2 separate regions of the Homo sapiens genome follow, and region 1 is linked to region 2. A link is an interaction called in ENCODE POLR2A ChIA-PET data of the cell type or tissue named here. Cell type or tissue: PC-9. All regions are shown on one strand. Region 1 overlaps PI4KA (phosphatidylinositol 4-kinase alpha). Region 2 has its middle 8.3 kb from the start of CRKL.

What was found. Peaks named below come from ENCODE experiments on the same cell type or tissue, not always from the same donor. Only the 100,000 strongest peaks of a DNase experiment are listed, where the experiment ranks them.
Region 1: POLR2A ChIA-PET joins it to region 2 with 8 read pairs; 6 of 35 experiments call an interaction of 5 or more read pairs at or near these places.

What each region holds. Positions count from the first base shown.
Region 1 is chr22:20,842,523-20,845,022 of GRCh38, reverse strand. All of the region lies in intron 1 of PI4KA (phosphatidylinositol 4-kinase alpha), which reads left to right. Among named protein-coding and RNA genes, the nearest start is that of PI4KA, 15 kb to the left of the region's middle. In PC-9, no CTCF peak of the experiment used is centred here; a DNase peak (open chromatin) is centred at 1,312.
Region 2 is chr22:20,907,827-20,910,326 of GRCh38, reverse strand. No RefSeq gene overlaps it. Among named protein-coding and RNA genes, the nearest start is that of CRKL, 8.3 kb to the left of the region's middle. RefSeq lists an enhancer at 173-352. In PC-9, no CTCF peak of the experiment used is centred here; no DNase peak of the experiment used is centred here.

The DNA of each region.
Region 1 (2,500 bases), 65 kb after region 2:
TGGTCAGATTTTGGGCTTAATGACTTTTTATAATGACCCACTCCCCCTAAGACCCCTAAAAACAAACAACTTGCTAGTTTATTGTAAAATTCTGATTCTGAAAAGCCATTTGATGTTATTTTTCTTTTCATTTTTTCAAAGACTAGAGGGTTAATGCTTTATCCTGCATTAGGACTTTGACCTCTCTGTGTCTGTTTCATCATATGTAAAAGGGGGATGATTAATAATAGCTACCTAATGAGCTGTTGTGAGGATTAAATAAGATAATATAGATGAACACATGATAAATGTTCAATATGTGTTAGCTGTCATTATTTGGAGAATGGCACCCACCAGAACTGGGTGTGATGGTTTCTGTAGGACCCAGGTTCAAGTTTTCAGATGTCTTTCTAATAAGAGTCCCAGTTTCCAAGAGCATTTTGCTCCAGGCTTTCAGGGCCCTCTGTCGTTTAGTTTCTGACTTGTGTTATTTGCTAGTTGTATTATTTTTATTAGTTTTGTAACTCCTGCTGGATTGTAACGCTCATGAGGGAGTGACTGTACATTATATATTACTTCATTTGAGAGTTCTTCCATCCGTCCCTCCATTCATTCAGTAAGGCAGCAGATACTTGTTCAGTGTCAACTGCATGCCAGCACTGTGCCTGGTACTGACTATATGACAATTATCACAGTGTAGTTAAACCCTGCTTTCTAGTAGCCCTGTACCTCTTTTCTTTCCTCCTCACCTTATCAAATGTCTGTGACCTTGGCCGCTTTAGTCCCATTAAGTAGTTGTTAAAGTTCTGAAATGTGTAGGGTGCAGTGGAGTGATGAGGAGGTCACAGGCCTCTCTGCAGTGAGAGGATAAGTATACAAGTAACTGTAAGACATCAGGAAGGTAATTATCTTGAGAAATACAGAGTTCTATGTGAGCTATTGAGAGATATGATGGGAGATATTACATCAAGTTGCTGGGGTCTGGAAAATGTTTGAGAGTTTTGAGACAGTTGAGATGGATCTTGGAAGGATGGGTTGAATTTTTATAGGGGAGATAGGGCAGGTTGGACAAAATGTTTCAGATGGGTCAAAACCATGGAAGAGGCCAGGCAGGGAGAAATGAGAATTGATACATAGCGGCCTGGGTTTATGAGAGAAGTTTTGGGGCTGGGAGTGTGCACTGAGTGTTCATTGGGCAATGGGGAACCATTGAAGGTATATGAACCAGAAGTGGAAATATTGGAGTAGGAAGAGACAAAATGAGAAGGAAGATGTAGTTAGGAACCTGTTGCCTCAGGTGCACTTAACTTATCTGGACCTAGTTGCCTAACCTGTAAAACAGGAATAGGATAACACATGGCCTGCCTGAAAGTGAACGTTTGCTGGTTGCATCTGTGCAACCTCTCCTGACCTTAGACCTACACTTCTTCATATGTTTGGGAGTTGTCAGTGATCCTTAGGCCTGCAGTTCAGGTAAGCATATCAGTGCAGCACATGAACTTCGGTATATTCTGTATTTCTTTTCTTTTTCTTTTTTTGTTTGGAGATAGGGTCTTGCTTTGCCACCCAAGCTGGAGTGTAGTAGTGTGATCACAGCTCACTGCAGCCTTAACCTGCTAGGCTCAAGCGATCCTCTAGCAATCTTCCCTCCTCGGATCCCCGAGCATCTAGGACTACAGGGGCATGCCACCGTGCCTGGCTAATTATTAAATTTTTTGTAGAGACAGGGTCTTGCCATGTTGCCCAGCCTGGTCTTGAACTCCTGGGCTCAAGCAGCCCTCCTGCCTCAGCCTTCCAAATTGCTGGGATTACAAGCGTAAGCCCATGCCTGGCCGTATTTTTTTCTGATTCTAAAGTTATCAATATTTTTTATAGAAAATATGGGAAATACAGAAAATAATAAAGAAGGAACTAAATATTGTCTGTAATTTTTTTTTTTTTTTTTTGAGACGGAGTCTCGCTCTGTCGCCCAGGCTGGAGTGCAGTGGCGCAGTCTCGGCTCACTACAAGCTCTGCCTCCCGGGTTCACGCCATTCTCCTGCCTCAGCCTCCCAAGTAGCTGGGACTATAGACGCATGCCGCCACGCCTGGCTAATTTTTTGTATTTTTAGTAGAGACGGGGTTTCACTGTGGTCTCGATCTCCTGATCTCGTGATCCGCCCACCTCGGCCTCCCAAAGTGCTGGGATTACAGGCGTGAGCCACTGCGCCCGGCCTTTTTTTTTTTTTTGAGACAGAGTCTTGCTCTGTGGCCCAGGCTGGAGAGTGCAGTGGCACAATCTCGGCTCACTGCTATCTCCGGCTCCTGGGTTCAAGCAATTCTTGTGCCTCAGCCTCCCGAGTAGCTGGGATTATAGGCCCAGGCCACCACACCTGGCTGATTTTTGTATTTTTAGTAGAGATGGAGTTTTGCCATGTTGGCCAGGATAGTCTCGAACTCCTGGCCTCATGTGATCCGCCCACCTCAACCTCCCAAAGTGCTGGGATTACAGGTGTGAGCCACGGTGCCCGGCCTATTGCCT
Region 2 (2,500 bases):
TTATTCCATGCACACTATTCAAGAGAAATGTATTTGTCAGTGATTTTATATTCAGCATTGGCACCTCAAATAAACAACAATTGAGCACTAATGGTAACATCTATCAAGTCGTTGATAATCAAGGAAAATCATTCAAAATCATTTTTCTTTGGACACTTTTCTTCTGCTACGACAAACACAATTTAATGAACTCACCGCCAGTAAGCAGCTTTCTTTGGCTAACACATAAGCCCCTTGGAAACTTACTTTTGCAGTTTCATTTTCATTTTTTCTTTTCTTTTTTTTTTTTGAAACAGGGTTTCACTCTGGCACCCAAGTTGGAGTGCAGTGGCATGATCACAGCTCACTGCAGCCTCTACCTCCAGGGCTCAAGTGATTCTCCCACCTCAGCCTCCCAAGTAGCTGGTACTATAGGCATGTGCCACCACACCTGCCTAATTAAAAAATTTTTTTTTGTACAGGCAGGGTCTTGCTATGTTGCCCAGTCTGGTCTCAAACTCCTGGGCTCAAGTGATCCTCCCACCTTGGCCTCCCAAAGTGTTGGGATTATAAGCATGAGCTACCACACCCAGCCTCATTTTTCATTTTTGTGCAGAAATTCTGATAAGATGTTCCATTTGAAATTTTCCTATTTTTTTTCTTTATTTCTTTCTTTTTTTTTTTTTTTCCTTTTTCTGAGACGGGTTTTGCTTTGTCACCCAGGCTGGAGTGCGGTGGCATGATCACAGCTCACTGCAGCCACGACTTCCTGGGCTGAGGCAGTCTTCCCACCTCAGCTTCCCAAGCAGCTGGGAGCACAGGCACATGCCACCACTCCTGGCCAATTTTTTTTTTTTTTTGGTAGTGATGAGGTCTTGCTGTGTTACCCAGGATGGTCTCAAATTCCTGGGCTCAAGCAGTTCTCCTGCCTCAGCCTCCCAAAGTGTTGGGATTACAGGCATGAGCCACAGCACCTAGCCAAAATTTTCCAATTTTTCTGACTGTTGCTTTCCTATAAATTGGTAATACTGTGATGACTGCTTAGTCTAAGTTAACATACATTTTATTCTTTTAGCACAGATACGGTGTCACTGCATAATAAACACAATACTTCGCAATTGTATGCTTTTTTTTTTTTTGAGACAGTTTTACTCTTGTCACCCAGGCTGGAGTGCAGTGGTGCAATCTCGGCTTACTGCAACCTCCGTCTCCCGGGTTCAAGTGATTCTTCTGCCTCAGCCTCCCAAGTAGCTGGGATTACAGGTGTGAGCCACTGCGCCCCCGACCTTGCAATTGTATACAGTAACAAAATAATCTACACTTTGCCTTGAAAGTGTGACATCCAAAGTCTACTTTTCTGGCCTGGTGTGGTGGCTCATGCCTGTAATCGCAGCACTTTGGGAGGCTGGGGCAGGAGGATCACTTGAGGTCAGGAGTTTGAGACCAGCCTGGGCAACATAGCAAGACCCCATTTCCACAAAAAATTTTTAAAAATTAGCTGTGCATAGTGGCCCCAGCTACTCAGGAGGCTGAGGTAGGAGAATTGCTTGAGCCCAGGAGGTCAAGGCTGCAGTTAGCTGTGATTAAACACCACGGCACTCCAGCTTGGGCATTGAGACAGCGAGACCCTGTCTCAAAAAAAGAAAATTATACTTTTCTTCTTTTGATACAAGAACGTGCATTGGCAATTTTTTTTTTTTTTTTTTTTGAGAAGGAGTCTTGCTCTGTCGCCAGGCTGGAGTGCAGTGGCATGATCTCGGCTCACGGCAACCTCCGCCTCCCAGGTTCAAGTGATTCCTCTACCTCGGCCTCCTGAGTAGCTGGGACTACAGGCACCCACCACCACACCTGGCTAATTTTTGTATTTTTAGTAGAGATGGGGTTTCACCATGTTGATCAGGCTGGTCTCGAACTCCTGACCTTGTGATCTGCCCACCTCAGCCTCCCAAAGTGCTGGGATTACAGGCGTGTGCCACCACGCCTGGCCAAAATACTGCTGAATTATAATTGCAGCACTCCAACTTGTAGTGCACTGAGCAGCAGCACAAAGGGATGAGAGTGCCAGGTACGTGTCTGCCACAACTACTCAACTCTGCCATTGTAGTGGGAAAGCAGCCACACTGTATGTGACTTTGTCCCAATAGGTTTAGGTACAGCTATATTCCAGGAAAACTTTATTTATGGGCCCTGAAATTTGAATTTCACATAATCTTCATGTATCATGAGATATTCTTTTGATTTTCCCCCCAACCGTTTAAAGATGTAAAAACCACTCTTGACTGGGTGCGGTGGCTCACGCCCAACACTTTGGGAGGCTGAGGTGGGTGGATCACCTGAGGTGAGACCAGCTTGATCAACATGGAGAAACCCTGTCTCTACTAAAAATACAAAAGTAGCCAGGCGTGGTGGCACATGCCTGTAATCCCAGCTACTTGGGAGGCTGAGGCAGGAAAATTGCTTGAACCCGGGAGGCAGAGGTTGCGGTGAGCCAAGATCGTGCCATTGCACTCCAGCCTGGGCA